Regions from separate parts of the Homo sapiens genome. Here region 2 is linked to region 1. Evidence: chromatin loops called from intact Hi-C (ENCODE). Cell type or tissue: transverse colon. All regions are shown on one strand.

Region 1 (8,000 bases):
TTAGCTGGGCATGGTGGTGGTGCATGCCTGTAATCCCAGCTACTCGGGAGGCTAAGGCAGGAGAATCACTTGAACCCGGGAGGTGGAGGTTGCAGTGAGCTGAGATTGTACCACTGCACTCCAGCCTGAGGGACAAGAGCGAAATTCCATCTCAAAAAAAAGTCCCATTTCAACCATGTTAGTGCACAATTCAGTGACTTTAAATACACAATGTCGTGCAACTGAAACCACTGAGATAGAAAAAGTTCTGGAACTTCTTCATCACCCCAGATGGAAATCCCATACCCACCAGTCACTCCTCATTCTCCCCTCCCCCAGCCCCTGCCCGCCACGAATCTGCTCTCTGCCTCTGTAGATCTGCCTGTTTTGGCTGTTTCACGTAAGTGGAATTAATCGTACAATATGTGTCCTTTTGTGTCTGGCGTCTTCATTTAGCATAATGTGTTTCCACTTAGCATAATGTGTTTCGGCTTAGCATAATGTTTTCAAGGTCCATCCACATGGTAGCAGGTATCAAAACGTCATTCCTTCTTATGGCTGAATGCTATTCCCTTGTGTGGAGAGACCGCAGTTTCTCCATTCATCAGTGGATGGACATATGGGTTCTCTCCACCTATTCCAAGTTATCATGAATAGTCCTGCTATGAGCATGCATGTACACGCTTTTGTTTGAAGGCCTGATTTCAATTCTTTGGGATATATAGCTGGGAGTATAAGTGCTGGGTCATATGATAACTCTGCTTAACTTATCTAGGAACCACCAAGCTGTTTCCTGCAGCGGCTGCACAATTTTCCATTCCCACCAGCAGTGTATGAGGGTCCCAACTTCCCTATATCCTCGACAAAGCTTGTGATTGTCTGGGTTTTGTGACAAAGTGGGTGTGCTGGTTCTTGTTTTTTAAAAGATCCACGACTCCCTGCGTGGAGAACAGGGCCTGGAGTGAGGGTCTAGGTTGCCCATTCGTTGCTGGGGGGCCAGAAAGGGTTTTACTGTCACAGCCCTCCTGTGGCCTACAGGCGAGCCTCCCTCTCCTAACCACCCTCCTGCCAACCTCCCCTTTGAAATGGGAGCACTCGGAAGGGACAGCTGGCAGCCTCCTCCCCTGGGCTCTGCCTGCTTCTCCTCACACCGGCTGGTGGTTTGTTTGCCAGTCACTTGTATTTGTTCCTGAACATGTTTCTGACAGTTCACTTGTCATTGTAATTACTGTCGTAATCTAACTAAATGTTATATTACTGATGAATCAGAAGTGCACTAACAAGGAGAGATGTTTCTTATGAAAATTCAGTCTAATGCTTTGAAGGATACTTTACAAATGAGTCACCAAAAATATTGGCAAATTAGGTGTGGGTGAGATGAGTGTAAATAACTGGGTGAGAGAGAATTGTCAGAATCTCAGATGGGTTCCACTTGCTGACCACTTCACATGGCCCTTTAAACTCACCCTCCACTTCAAAGAATCCACAGCTGATGTTGGAGATGATGTTTCATCCCTGTGGATTTCCCAAGGAAAGCAGTTTGGGACTGCAAGAGATGGACCCGTAATAGAAGGAGAGGCCTTGACAGGCACGGTGGCTCACGCCTGTAATCCCAGCACTTTGGGGGACCAAGGTGGCTGGATCACCTGAGGCCAGGAGTTTGAGACCAGCCTGGCTAACATGGTGAAACCCCATGTCTACTAAAAATACAAAAATTAGCCAGGTATGGTGGTGGGCGCCTATAATCTCAGCTACTTGGGAGGCTGAGGCAGGAGAATCGCTTGAACTTGGGAGGTGGAGGTTGCAGTGAGCCAAGATTGTGCCACTGCACTCCAGCCTGCCTAGGGGACAGAGTGAGACTCCATCTCAAAGAGAAAAGAAGGAGAGTCCTTGAGAAAGATCAGTGATTGGCCAGGCACAGTGGCTTGTGCCTGTAATCTCAGCACCTCGGGAGGCTGAGGTGGGCGATTCACTTAAGGCCAGGAGTTCGAGACCAGCCTGGGCAAAATGGTGAGACACCATCTGTACTAAAATCACAAAAATTAGCTGGGCATGGTGGCACACACCTGTAATCCCAGCTACTCGGGAGGCTGGGTCGGGGGAGAATTGCTTGAAACCAGGAGGTGGAGTTTGCAGTGAGCTGAGATCGTGCCACTGCACTCCAGCCGAGCAACAGAGCAAGACCCTGTCTCAAAAAAAAAAAAAAAAAAAAATCAGCATGCTTACTCCTTAGAGGTTAAAATTACATGTGTGTTGTGGGGCTGCCCACAATTGTGCCCCCAAATAGGCATGTTGAAGTCCTAAACCCCAGTACCTGTTAATGCGACCTTATTTGGAAGTAGGGTGTTTGCAGACATAATCAAGTTAAGATGGTGTCATTAGGGTGGGCCCTAATCCATTATAACTATGTCTTTATAAAGAAGAGAAGAGACACAGAGACACACAGGGAGAATGCCATGTGACAACCTATGCAGAGACTGGAGTGACAGGCCAGGCCAGTGGGGAGAACATGAGGACAATGGAACCTGGACTGCCAAGCTCCAGCCCCCAAATCCCTCCCTTCTGGTTCCGGAGGCCCCAGGGTTACTCTCCCGCACACTAACTGCTTTGAAAACCTCATTCCTCAAATCTACTCCATCATGGGTGGCCTGAAGAAGCCTGGACAGGAGGTCCTGGGTGACCTGTGAGGGCATACACCACAGAGCTGGGTGCAAACCTGCAGAGCCAAAACCTGGGGCTCCTGGCTTCAAATCCACCTCTCACCAGTATTTGAGTTCTCTTTCCAGCGGAAAGTCTGCCCGGCCTCAGAGTTGCAGCCAGGAGAGTGGCTCAGAATCCAGCATGAAAACATTTGGAAGACATCAAGGTCCATTTAACCAGCACAAGAGCCCCAGCCTTCTTTGCTGTGTCAATGTGGGCTTCTCCAAGCCTCAGTTTTACTTATCCATGAAGTGGGTGTATTAAGGTAACGTTAAGTGGCTATAACAAAGAGACTCATGACAAATCAATGCCTTAAGGAAGATCATGTCTCTCTCTTGTAACAGTCCATAGTGCACATCCTGGGCTACTGTTCCACATGGAATCCAGGGACCTGGTTCCCTTCACTTTCTTCCTCTCCATTCCTTAGGACATTGTCCTCCTCGTCATAGACAGACACATCACAGGCCCGTCCTTGTTCTGACTCCTGAGAAAGGGAAAGAGAGGGTAAACCAGGAGCCCCACGGTCTGTCAGCCTAAGCCCCTGATGTAAAGAGTTCACATCATTTTTGCTTAATTTCTCCTGGTCACCTGTCCGTTCCCAACTGTAAATGGAGTTGGAGGTGAATTCTGGTCATGTGCCTGGTAGAAATGGGGACCAACTTTGAGGGACAGCCTCAGGCTGTGCAGATATAATGACACCTCCTTGCAACTGTGCAATAGGTACAGCTAGGGTACCTGGCGCCTAGTAAGCCCTCGGTAAAAGTGCTCAATGTTACTGAGCTCAGAGCTCCAAGGGACCTTAGAAACTCTCTGGCCCAACGTCCTCATTTCTTTACAGCTAAAGAAACAGGCCTAGAGAGGAGTGACATTGGCCTGTGTTCCCCATGGGTAAGGAGAAAAGTTGGTTCAGAATCCTATCTGGCCTGCAAACCCCATGCTCACACCTTTTATTTCAAAGTACCTGGTCTAAACCCACTAGGGTCTGGGCAGAGAGCAGGGTCCATATGACCTCTCCCCTGGTCTCCCAGGGTTGGGGGGCATCATTCTAGAGGGACCCTGTGCCCCACAGCAGCGCCCTCGGCTGGGGACCACACAGCTTTATGACTAGGTAGGTGTGGCCCTGGTTTCCAGGACAGGTGGCCAGACTGCTCTGTGACAAAGGGCCACGCCTGCCCCTGGGAGGGGTATTGGGCTGCCGCCCGCAGATGTTGCAGTAGGAACTGAAGAAGATGGCGTGCCTGGGCTTCCTCCTCCCCGTGGGCTTCCTCCTCCTCATCAGCACCGTGGCCGGGGGAAAGTACGGCGTGGCCCACGTGGTGTCGGAGAATTGGAGCAAGGACTACTGTATCCTGTTCAGCTCCGACTACATCACCCTCCCCCGGGACCTGCACCACGCCCCACTCCTGCCCCTGTATGATGGCACCAAGGCACCCTGGTGCCCGGGTGAGGATTCCCCCCACCAGGCCCAGCTCCGCTCCCCCAGCCAGCGGCCCCTCCGCCAGACCACTGCCATGGTCATGAGGGGTAACTGCAGCTTCCACACGAAAGGCTGGCTGGCTCAGGGCCAAGGTGCCCACGGGCTGCTCATCGTGAGCCGGGTCAGTGACCAACAGTGCTCAGACACCACCCTGGCACCCCAGGATCCCCGCCAGCCCCTGGCAGACCTCACCATCCCTGTGGCTATGCTCCACTATGCTGACATGCTGGACATCCTCAGCCACACTCGTGGGGAGGCCGTCGTCCGCGTGGCCATGTACGCACCCCCAGAGCCCATCATCGACTACAACATGCTGGTCATCTTCATCCTGGCTGTGGGCACAGTGGCTGCAGGCGGCTACTGGGCCGGCCTGACCGAAGCCAACCGGCTACAGCGGCGCCGTGCCCGAAGAGGAGGGGGGTCTGGTGGTCACCATCAGCTGCAGGAAGCTGCAGCAGCTGAGGGAGCCCAGAAGGAAGATAATGAGGACATCCCAGTGGACTTCACGCCGGCCATGACAGGCGTGGTGGTCACCCTGTCCTGCTCGCTCATGCTGCTGCTCTACTTCTTCTATGACCACTTTGTCTATGTCACCATTGGGATCTTTGGCCTGGGTGCTGGCATTGGCCTCTACAGCTGCCTGTCACCCCTGGTGTGCCGCCTGTCCCTGCGGCAATACCAGAGGCCTCCGCACAGCCTCTGGGCCTCTCTGCCGCTGCCTCTGCTGCTGCTGGCGAGCCTGTGCGCAACCGTGATCATCTTCTGGGTGGCCTACCGCAATGAGGACCGCTGGGCGTGGCTCCTGCAGGACACACTGGGCATTTCCTACTGCCTGTTCGTCCTGCACCGTGTGCGGCTGCCCACTCTCAAGAACTGCTCCTCCTTCCTGCTGGCCCTGCTGGCCTTTGATGTCTTCTTTGTCTTCGTCACCCCCTTCTTCACCAAAACCGGTGAGAGCATCATGGCGCAGGTTGCCTTGGGCCCTGCAGAGTCTTCAAGCCATGAGAGGCTGCCCATGGTACTCAAAGTGCCCCGGCTAAGAGTCTCCGCCTTGACCCTGTGCAGCCAGCCCTTCTCCATCCTTGGCTTCGGTGACATTGTGGTCCCCGGCTTCCTGGTTGCTTACTGTTGCCGCTTTGATGTGCAAGTCTGCTCCCGTCAGATCTACTTCGTGGCCTGCACCGTGGCCTATGCTGTGGGCCTGCTGGTCACATTCATGGCCATGGTCCTCATGCAGATGGGCCAACCTGCCTTGCTCTACCTAGTGTCCAGCACCCTGCTCACCAGCCTGGCTGTGGCTGCCTGCCGCCAAGAGCTCAGCCTCTTCTGGACTGGCCAGGGCAGAGCTAAGATGTGTGGGCTCGGCTGTGCCCCTTCAGCTGGCTCTAGGCAGAAGCAGGAGGGCGCAGCAGATGCCCACACAGCCAGCACACTTGAGAGAGGCACCAGCCGAGGAGCAGGGGACTTAGACAGCAACCCTGGAGAAGACACCACTGAGATTGTCACCATATCTGAGAATGAAGCCACCAATCCAGAGGACCGCAGTGATAGCTCCGAGGGCTGGAGTGACGCCCACTTGGATCCTAATGAGCTGCCCTTCATCCCCCCTGGGGCCTCGGAGGAGCTGATGCCACTGATGCCAATGGCCATGCTGATCCCACTCATGCCCCTGATGCCCCCGCCCTCAGAGCTGGGCCATGTCCATGCCCAGGCCCAGGCCCACGAGACTGGCCTGCCCTGGGCGGGACTCCACAAGAGGAAGGGTTTGAAAGTAAGAAAGAGCATGTCGACCCAGGCTCCCTTGTGAACTGGAGGCACTGGGACACACGCCTCTCAAAGGGCTGGTGGAACATTGCAGAGCAAAGCCATGCATGGCAACAAGAAATCAGGGTATCAAAGAGATTTCATATCTACCCAAGGAGTCTCTCTGTTTGTCGGGAGTGCAAGAGAGCAGCAACCACATAATAAGAGTGTGCAGGGCTCGAAGGGTCCTTAGGAGTGGGCACCACCCCCAAATAATGAAGGGGGGAAACTGAGGCTCCAAGAGGGCCTATGACTTGCACAAGTTCAAGCGGCAAGGTCGGGATTTGCATCCAGGGCTCACTGGGCAGCTACTCCCCTCTGCCTGCTTGCCCAACCCCTTCCCAATCCAGAGTGGCAGCTTCTTAGCCTGGCACACAGCCCCCATCCCATCCCTGCCACCCACCCTAGGCTCATTGCCCATCTTCTCTCCATGCTCAGGTCAAACAGAACTCCTTGTCCTCCCCACCCGCTCTCTCTGCATATGCTGTTCCCTCCAGCTGGGATGCCCTTCCCTCTCCAGACAGAAACACTCCAGCCTGGCTCCCTGACTCACTAGAAGATTCCGAAGCATCCTTTACTCCTCAGCTCACATCCATTCTGCAAAACGTCTCTGTTCAAGAATCCCAGGCAGCAGCACCAAGCCCAGCAAGTTCCTGTATGCACCACCCATTCCATCTTCAGGCATTGAGTATGCCCCTACTATGTGCATCGCCATGTGGTGGGCACAGGGAAGGCCTCTGTCTAGCTGGGGGAGGGGGAGGGGTGGGCAGACAAGAAACAAACTTAGAATTGTCTCAAAGAGGTCGGGAGGGGTTGGAGAGGTTGGGCCCAGGGTGGAAGAATTCCGGAGACCAAGGCCTCCCTCACTGACTCTAAGTAATGTTCAAGCCTCGTTGGGTCTCTGTAGTCTCATCTGCAAAATGAGACTTATAATACCATTTCCATCTGGAGGCAGGGGCATGGACGAGATGACCTCCTAAGGACTCTACAGGCTTTTAGGCCATGTAGGGTGCTGATGTGTTGCTTAATCAGAGCAGACAAACTCTGGGGTGAGAAGGCTTCCTGGAGGAGGTGTTTTTGGAGGGGAGGAAAGTGTATCCCAAGAGGCGGTGTGGTTCAGTGGTTAGGGTTCTACAGCCAGGCTGCCTACCACAAATCCCAGCCCTACCACTGACTTGGAGTATCTCACTGAGCAAATGACTTATCCATTCAGTGCCTCTGTTTTCTTGTGTGTGAAATGGGATAATAGGACCTACCATCTGGTTCTTAGGAAGTTTGAACGAGTTGGCCTATGTCAGGTGATTGGCACAATGCCCTGCCTGTCCGAAGAGCCCCCTGCACGTGAGCTATGTTTATATTGCTCCCCTAGTGAAAGCCTCACAGACTCAAACCCAGCTCCTACAAGACCTTGAGGTCCCAGCCCAACGGCCCTCTTCCACCCCTCCAAACCCCTACCGCCACAAGCACACGCCAGACCCACCACACCCCCCATGCTTTTTCCTCTTCTTGGAACTCTCTTTCTGCCCCTTCCTTACCACGCCCCGTGAACTTGGCCTGGCTGGCTGCTCCTCTTCGCAGCCTTTCCTAAAGCATCCCTGTCTCAATCACACGACCAGGCACCTTTAGTTTTCCGATCTTCCCCGGTAGAGGGCCAGCTTTGGAAGGGCAGGGGCCTTGCCCATCTTGTTCATCTGTGTAATTTCAGGGCTCAGAACAGCCCCTGGAGTGTTACAGGTGCTTGATGTATTTGCTGGAGGAATGAACGGATGGATGAATGAATGAATGAATGAATGAGGAGTTGACCAGCCTGAACTGCAGAGGAGGGAATGCTATGAGGGAAGGCCCCACTGCCCAGGCCACCTCACAGGCTTCCTGCAGGACCTTGGTCAGTGTTGACGTGAGACTTGGCAGGCCTGGCTGGGCCCTGGAGTGGGGAGAGAGTCCCAGGGAGGCAGTGCAGGTGGTGGGCCTCTCAAAGCCCCGCTTGCCAGGGAAGAAGTGCAGCCTCTCGGTACACAGCAGCTGAAGGCCCGCTAGACAA
Region 2 (8,000 bases), 210 kb before region 1:
TAGAGATGGGGTTTCTCCATGTTGGTCAGGCTGGTCTTGAACTCCCGACCTCAGGTGATCCACCCGCCTCGGCCTCCCAAAGTGCTGGGATTACAGGCATGAGCCACTGCGCCCGGCTGTAAATATGCTTTTTGTAGGTTCTCTTAGTTCAGATGTAGGACCAGTCTGATGTTAGGTTCTTAGGTAAGGACCTATATAAAGATAGTATAAAATGGTACCTAATATTACAAAGCTTTTTTAGGAATGGCAAAGGGATAATATGGCAGCTTCCTCCCTGTCAGTTCTGCATTGGTGACTAAGGATCTCAAATTTCTGGATAATCTGGCTTGCTTAGTTACGACGAGAGACCAGAACTTGCTGATAGCATATGAAATCTTCGGGGGAGTTTTGAATGTTTTTCATTTTTTAATCTGATATGATGTAGCAGACATGACATTGACTCACATGCAAGCCCCAAACATGCCGAAGCTGCGGGAGCTCTCTATCAGCCATAGTAGGCTGCTCTGTTGCCGTTGGTTCAGGCAGCTGTTGAGTGGGCCTGGGAGGCACGGAGGGAAAGGGAAGAGGGCCGGCACTGGTTTACTCTCCTAGACATAGTCGTGAAATCTCATGGTCAAAGGAAACCAAGAAGTCATCTTATCCTGCTACTATTTTCCTTCCAGGGTCTCTTCTGCAGGGTCCCCATGAATTGTGGCTGAAGTTGTGCACAAACAAGTATCTCCAGTGACAGGAGTGCCTTCTGAGGCAGCCATTGCATCTTCATCTGCTGACACTCTGCTAGGCTGACTTCTGTAGTTTTCACCACTGATCTTCAGTCCACCTCACAGAGCTCTATAAAACGCTTAAATCCTCTTTACATCATAGACTTTCAGCTACTTGAAGATAGCCATCAGCCGCTACGTGACTCTTTTCTCCAGGTAAAATCTCCAATTATAGCAGCTGTTCTTCATATGGCCTAGTGTCTAATGCCTTTGCTCTCCTGATCATTTTTTGAATTTTTTCAGTTTGCCCCGGTCTCAGAGTGTGGGATCCAGCACTGCCCATATAACGTTCCCAGGATGTTCTGACTGATGTAGAGTAAGCCTGGTATCACCCATGTCCTAGGAACTGAGACCCCGTCACTACTGGTGATGCAGCCTAGGATCAAACTGTTCTTTTGGCAGCCACTTCACATTTTTGTGTTAAGGGCTTACTCTTAGCCAAACACAAATTTTGTTTTGTTTTGTTTTTTGTTTTTTCCGAGACAGGTTCTCACTCTGTCACCTAAGCTGGAGTGCAGTGGCACCATCTCAGCTCACTGCAACTGCTGCCTCCCGGGTTCAAGCAATTCTTTTACCTCAGCCCCCCCAGTAGCTGGGATCACAGGTACGCGTCACCACGCCTGGCTAATTTTTGTATTTTTAGTAGAGATGGGGTTTTGCCAAGTTGGCCTGGCTGGTTTCGAACCCCTGACCTCAAGTCATCTGCCCACCTTGGCTTCCTGAAGTGCTGGGATTACAGGCCTGAGCCACCACACCTGGCTGACAGATTGTTGTTATCATTAATGTCACATGAACTACTGCCAAAGGCGTCTCCCCTTCTTGTGCTTGGAGGGTGTGTTGGATGCCACCTGTGCCCCTCCCTGGAGATGCTTTTGGCCCCACAGCTTCCTCCAGCCAATGTAGCAGTGACTGGGTCTGTGCAGGTTTTGGTCACCTTCACTCAGGTGTGATGGGGTGGTGCCTTTCTTTGGCCTGCCCCAGGTATCTTTTACTTTTTGGGATGTATTTGATGCTATAGTATGGAATGCTGCAGAGACTTCCGGCACCAACCCCCTGGAGTTGGACTTTATTTCACAGGTTGAGGGCACCATCCTCCACAAGAATCCCCAACTTCAGCCACCAGCTGGCAACAGGTTTGGGGGTCCTCAGCCCACCCTCACTTCTGGCCAGATGGCTACAAATTTGGCGATTTCCACTACCCCCTCAGGTTTGATCACTTGTCAGAATGATTCACAGAATTCAGGGACATGCTATGCTTACAACTACAGTTTTATTAATTGATCAATAAAGCAAAAGGATATAAATGAACCAGTCAAAGGGAAAGACACATAGATCTGGGAGGACACCAAACGCAAAGCTTTCATTGTTCTCTCCCCGTGGAGTCAGGGGCTGTTACCTTTCCAGCACATCGATGCGTGACAATGTATAGAGTATTGCCAACCAGGGACGTGCTCCTGAGCTTCAGTATTTGTCATTTTTATTGGGGCTTCCTTGCATAGGTACGATTGATTGAATCATTGGCCATGTGACTCAAACTTTAGCACCCTCATTTCCCCAGAGGTGATCTTGTTAGCATCCACTATCTAGGGGCCCACTCTGAGTCACCTTGTTAGCATCAACTTAGAGGTGTGGGCCCGCTATGATAACAAAGATACTGCTGATCGGGCGCGGTGGCTCACGCCTGTAATCCCAGCACTTTGGGAGGCCGAGGCGGGCGGATCACAAGGTCAGGAGATCGAAACCATCCTGGCTAACATGGTGAAACCTTGTCTCTACTGAAAATACAAAAAATTAGCCGGGTACGGTAGCGGGCGCCTGTAGTCCCAGCTGCTCGGGAGGCTGAGGCAGGAGAATGGTGCAAACCCGAGAGGCGGAGCTTGCAGTGAGCCAAGATCGCGCCACTGCACTCCAGCCTGGCGGACAGAGCCAGACTCCGTCTCAAAAAAAAAAAAAAAAAAAAAAAAAAAAAGATACTGCTATCACTCTGAAAAGTCCAAGGGTTTAGAGGCTACCTTCTAGAAACTGGGGACAAAGACCAGCCAAATTCATTACTATAAGATGCCCATAGGAATCTCTTGGTGTTCATACCAATGTGACCCAGAAGTATGGGTGGCCTAACACCTGTTGAGTTGTTCTTGAGCAACAGGGAATGGGTACTGAAGGATACTTGTTTCCTCTTTTGTCCTCTGGGTGGACAGTTCTGACAGGCATTTGATATGGCTTCTTAGAATGTCCAACAACGGTGAGCAGTGGTCCCATAGTGGGGGCCCAGCTTGATAACTCGTCCTTCTATTGTCTGTCCCTCCTGCCCTGTTTTACTCCCTCAGCCCCTCATTCCTGATCTCTGGGATCACTTCCCAAAGAACGTACCTGCACTTAAGCTTTTGTCTCAAGTTTTGCTTTAGAGGGCTAGCCCTAGAATGCTTTTATTATACTAAACTTTACATGTTTTAAAAAACAATGTTTTGGCCAGGGGCAGTGTCTCACGCCTATAATCCTAGCACTTTGGGAGGCTAAGGCAGGCAGATCACCTGAGGTCAGGAGTTCGAGACCAGCCTGACCAATATGGTGAAACCTCGTCTCTACTAAAAATACAAAAATAAGCAGGGTGTGATGGTGTGCCTATATTCGCAGCTAATCGGGAGGCTGAGACAGGAGAATTGCTTGAACCCAGGAGGTGGAGGTTGCAGTGAGCCGAGGTCACGCCACTGCATTCCAGCCTGGGCTGCAGCAAGACTCCATCTCAAAATAAATAAATTAATTAATTAAAAAAAAGTTTTTTTCCCTGACGTGGAAATTAAGTGATTAGAAAACGAGACTAACTTTTTCAGGATATATTCTTGTTGTTAATATGGTGCAGGGCTGTGATGCTTCTGCAAAATGTAAGTTGAGTGTATAGCAGGCCTCCTAACTCTAGAGATGATGTATCCTTCCGTATCGATTGCCTTTGTGAAGTCACACACATAAGCAGGGAGAAGTCGTGAAGATACATAAACAGCTGCGTTTTCCAGGCTCAGATCACTAACATGCTCGTGATTTCTTTCTAGGTCTGATTTTTATGGTTGACAGTAATGACAGAGAGCAGATTGATGAGGCCTGGGAAGTGCTAACTTACTTGTTAGAGGACGATGAGCTCAGAAATGCAGTTTTATTGGTATTTGCCAATAAACAAGTATGTTGTTATTGGCTTTCTGAATGCTGGAACTGAAATTTACTGCCAAATGTCTCACTTGTAAATACAGACATTTAAATGAGATGTCTGCCTCCCTCTCTCCAGTACCAACCATAATATCTCCCACCATCTCCTTGCTAGAATGTCTTTTTTTTTATTGAGACAGAGTCTCACTCTGTTGCCCAGGCTGGAGTACAGTGGTGTGATCTCAGCTCACTGTGACCTCCACCTCCCGGGTTCAAGTGATTCTCCTGCCCCAGCCTCCCAAGTAACTGGGATTACAGGCATGCGCCGCCATGCCCACCTAATTTTTGTATTTTTAATAGAGACTGGGTTTCACCATGTTGGCCAGGCTGGTCTGGAACTCCTGACTTCAAGTGATCTGCCCACCTCGACCTCCCAAATTGCTAGGATTACAGGTGTGAGCCACTGAGCATCTACTAAGTTCCAGACTTGGTTTTAGGCTTAAACCAAGACAGATAAAGTCCTTGTGTTCTTGGAGTTTACGTTGCTAGTGGGAAGAGAGTCAACCAATAAATAACATGAAATGTGCCAGGTGTGGTGGCTCATGCCTGTACTCCCTACACTTTGGGAGGCTGAAGCGGGGGGAATCACTTGAGCCCAGGAGTTCAAGACCAGCCTGGGCAACATAGTGAAACCCCATCTCTACAAAAAAGTACAAACATTAGCTGGATGTGGTAGCATGCACCTGTGGTCCCAGCTATTCAGGAGGCTGAGGTGGGAGGATCACTTAAGCCTGGAAGTTCGGGGCTGCAGTGAGATGAGATTATTCCATTACGCTCCATCCTGGGCTACAGAGTAAAATAAATAATAATACGTGTCAAATGGTTTTTAAGTGTTGTGGAAGAAGCAAAAGCATAGTAAAGGGGCAGGGCGGGTGTGGGAAAGACTGGGAATGCCTCTCTGATGAGATGACATCTGAGCGGAGACCAGAAGGCTGGGAGGAAGGGAGCCACACGATTCTAGGAACAGCATGGGAGCCAGTGCAGCTGGAACAGAATGAGCAGGGGAGAGAGAGAGGAGATGAGATTGAATCATATAGGGCCTGTTTTGGAGGAGGAAAAGGGCTTGTACATAAATGTAAAACAGTAAAAGAAACATGGGAGGAAGACCAAGCGTAGAACTATCCAGCCTCAGGACTCTGAGCTAAACTAAGCATGAAAAAGAAGGTAGAAAGAACCACGTGGAATTGTACCAGTCTGAGATGACCACCGTCACATTCTGACATCCTTCCTTCACTTTCTCTTCCATGAGTGCATTCATTATGTAATTGTGATCATACTGTTGTGACAATGTTGCATCCTGTTTTATCACTTTAGATTTATCAAAATCATTGTCTCTTGTTTTCCAACTCTTTGTAGACCTGATTTTAAACGGTGGATGGATCATCATTTGTACAACCGTTACTCTCACTGTTCAGGTTCAATGTCAGTCCAGAGTTTGCACTAGTGAACATATGACTATTAAAGAAAGAAAATGACTCTGGAGGGTGTGTGTGTGTATGTGTGTGTGATTTTTTTGTTTTGTTTTGTTTTGAGACAGGGTCTTACTCTGTCGCCCAGGCTGGAGTGGAGTGGTGCGATCACAGTTCACTGCAGCCTCGAACTCCTGGGCTCAAGTGATCCTTCTTCCTCAGCCTCCCAAGTAGCTGGGACTGCAGGCACGTGCCACCATGCCCAGCTAATTTTTTAATTTTTTTGTAGAGCTGAGATCTTGCTATGTTGCCCAGGCTGGTCTCAAACACCTGTGCTCAAGCTGTCCTCCCACCTCAGCCCCGCAAAGTGCTGGGATTATAGGTATAAGCTACCGTGCTTGGTGCCTCTGTTGTTTTCAATGATAAAAACAGAATGTTCTCATGGTATAAATACGCATACAGTTGAGAATATTCAAGTGAAATATTCTGGTGCTACTATTCATTGTTAAATTTATTCTTTCTCTTTCCAGAGGTCCAACTTTCTCTGCCTGTGTAAACAATTGTATGATTATGTTCTTTCACTTAGTATATCTTGGAAGTCCTTCCATATCAGTACATCTACAGCTACTTTAATTAATTAATTAATTTATTTATTTATTTATTGAGATGGAGTTTCACTCTTGTTGTCCAGGCTGGAGTGCAATGGCGCTACCTTGGCTCACCGCAACTTCCGCCTCCTGGGCTCAAGCAATTCTCCTGCCTCAGCCTCCCGAGTAGCTGGGATTACAGGCATGCGCCACCACTCCTGGCTAATTTTGTATTTTTAGTAGAGACGGGGTTTCTCCATGTTGGTCAGGCTGGTATAGAACTACCAACCTCAGGTGATCCGACCACCTCGGCCTCTCAAAGTGCTGGGATTACAGGTGTGAGCCACCGTGTCCAGCCTTACTTTGTTCTTTAATGCTGATTTATTCAAATTTAGTTTGAGCTTATTCTGTGCCAAGCACATTTCAAGGCACTTGGGATACATCAGAGGACGAGATAGACCAAGATTCCTGCCCTTGTAAAGCTTGCATTCTAGTTAGGGGAGACAGATAGATAGTCAATAATAAATATACTTAAATAAGTAAATGTCGTGATATAGTAATGTATGGTGAGTGCCATATTGAAAAGATGGAACAGACCACTTCGTTGAGGTCTCCGGTCCAGGAGGCTTTGTGGACCATAAGGACTCTGACTCGTATCCTGAGAGAGGGGGAGCTGTTGCAGTTTTGATAGAAGAATGATTCAATCTGATTCACCGATGGCTGGGTTGAGAATAGGCTTCACGGGAGCAAGAGCAGAGAAGTAGGGAGGACAGTTAGGAAGTTATTTCAGTCATCCAGGTGAGAAGCGATGTGGTGTCAGATCACGGCGACAGCTGTGGAGTTAGTAAGTGGTCAGATTCTGGATAAATTTTGATAGTGGAACCGTTAGGAGTTCCTGACAGATTGGCTGTGACATTGAGAGTAAAAAAGTAAGGATAATTTCAAGCTTTTTGGCCTGAGCAACTGGAAGGTTGGAGTTGCCATCAACAGAGAAGACTGTGGGTTTGGGCACGTTTAACAGGGAAGAGCATATTTCGCTATATGGATACAACAGTATACATTGACTTTTGAATGTTCTTTTTCAAGGATCTCCCTAATACTATGAACGCGGCAGAGATAACGGACAAGCTCGGCCTCCATTCCCTCCGCTACAGAAACTGGCACATTCAGGCTACTTGTGCCACTACTGGACATGGGCTTTACGAAGGCCTGAACTGGCTCGCCAACCAGTTCCAGAACCAGAACTGATCAGAAGGATCTATTCTTTGTGCCTTGTGGCCACATCAGCTAGCCTCTGCTGTGTGCACGTGTACGTGTGTGCTGGGAGTGGAGGCAGCTTTCTCACAGTGCCTTATCCATGCCATAAGAAAAGCAGTGTTACATTTTAAGAAACCCAGTGTTAAGTTTTAAACACCACCTTCCATTTCAGTAGCTTTGATGATCATTTTTGCAATTGATGGAGAAGTCCAGAGGGCTTGCTGGTGCTCGAAGGCCAGAGCGGGCTTCATGGAGGCGAGTTGGAGCGGGGACTGAGTTCAGCTGTTGCAATCCTGGTCTGGCGTCTGGAGTCCTGTTAGTCTTTGGCATCCTTTCGTAAAAAGGAAGGAATTGTCATTCTTTTTTTTTTAAAACCATATTTTTACTGTACCTTTTCATGTTTATTTATTTTTTATTAAAAAAATTTTTTTTGAAACAGCCTCCCACTCTGTCGCCCAAGCTGGAGTGCAGTGGTGCGATCTCAGCTCACTGCAACCTCCGTCTCTCGGGCTCAAGCAATCCTCCCACCTCAGCCCCCTGAGTAGCTGAGACTATGGGTGTGCACCACCACACCTGGCTAATTTTTGTATTTTTTGTGGAGACAGGGTCTTGCCATGTTGCCCAGGCTGGTCTGTAACTCCTGAGCTCAAGGGATCCACCCACCTCAGCCTTCCAAAATGCTGGGATTACAGGCATGAGCCACTGCGCTACCGAGAAATCGTCATTCTTTACCACCACTGCTGCAGCTAGCAGCTCACTCTTCAGTGCTTTAAGCAAATGATCCTCAG

The links. Peaks named below come from ENCODE experiments on the same cell type or tissue, not always from the same donor. Only the 100,000 strongest peaks of a DNase experiment are listed, where the experiment ranks them.
Region 2: it touches region 1 in a loop (5-fold over the local background); 105 of 110 quality-filtered maps call a loop at or near these places.

Annotation. Positions count from the first base shown.
Region 1 is chr17:45,840,999-45,848,998 of GRCh38, forward strand. SPPL2C (signal peptide peptidase like 2C) reads left to right here and starts at 3,883. Exons shown (of 1, transcript NM_175882.3): 1 at 3,883-6,069. The coding sequence starts at 3,909. The coding sequence ends at 5,963. It overlaps MAPT-AS1 (MAPT antisense RNA 1), which reads right to left. Exons shown (of 2, transcript NR_024559.1): 2 at 2,358-3,163. RefSeq lists enhancers at 3,805-4,789, 4,790-5,773. In transverse colon, no CTCF peak of the experiment used is centred here; a DNase peak (open chromatin) is centred at 3,887.
Region 2 is chr17:45,629,242-45,637,241 of GRCh38, forward strand. LINC02210-CRHR1 (LINC02210-CRHR1 readthrough) reads left to right here. Exons shown (of 15, transcript NM_001256299.3): 3 at 663-917. LINC02210 (long intergenic non-protein coding RNA 2210) reads left to right here. Exons shown (of 6, transcript NR_138260.1): 3 at 663-917; 4 at 1,005-1,077; 5 at 1,248-1,365. It also overlaps the pseudogene ARF2P. Among named protein-coding and RNA genes, the nearest start is that of LINC02210-CRHR1, 13 kb to the left of the region's middle. In transverse colon, no CTCF peak of the experiment used is centred here; no DNase peak of the experiment used is centred here.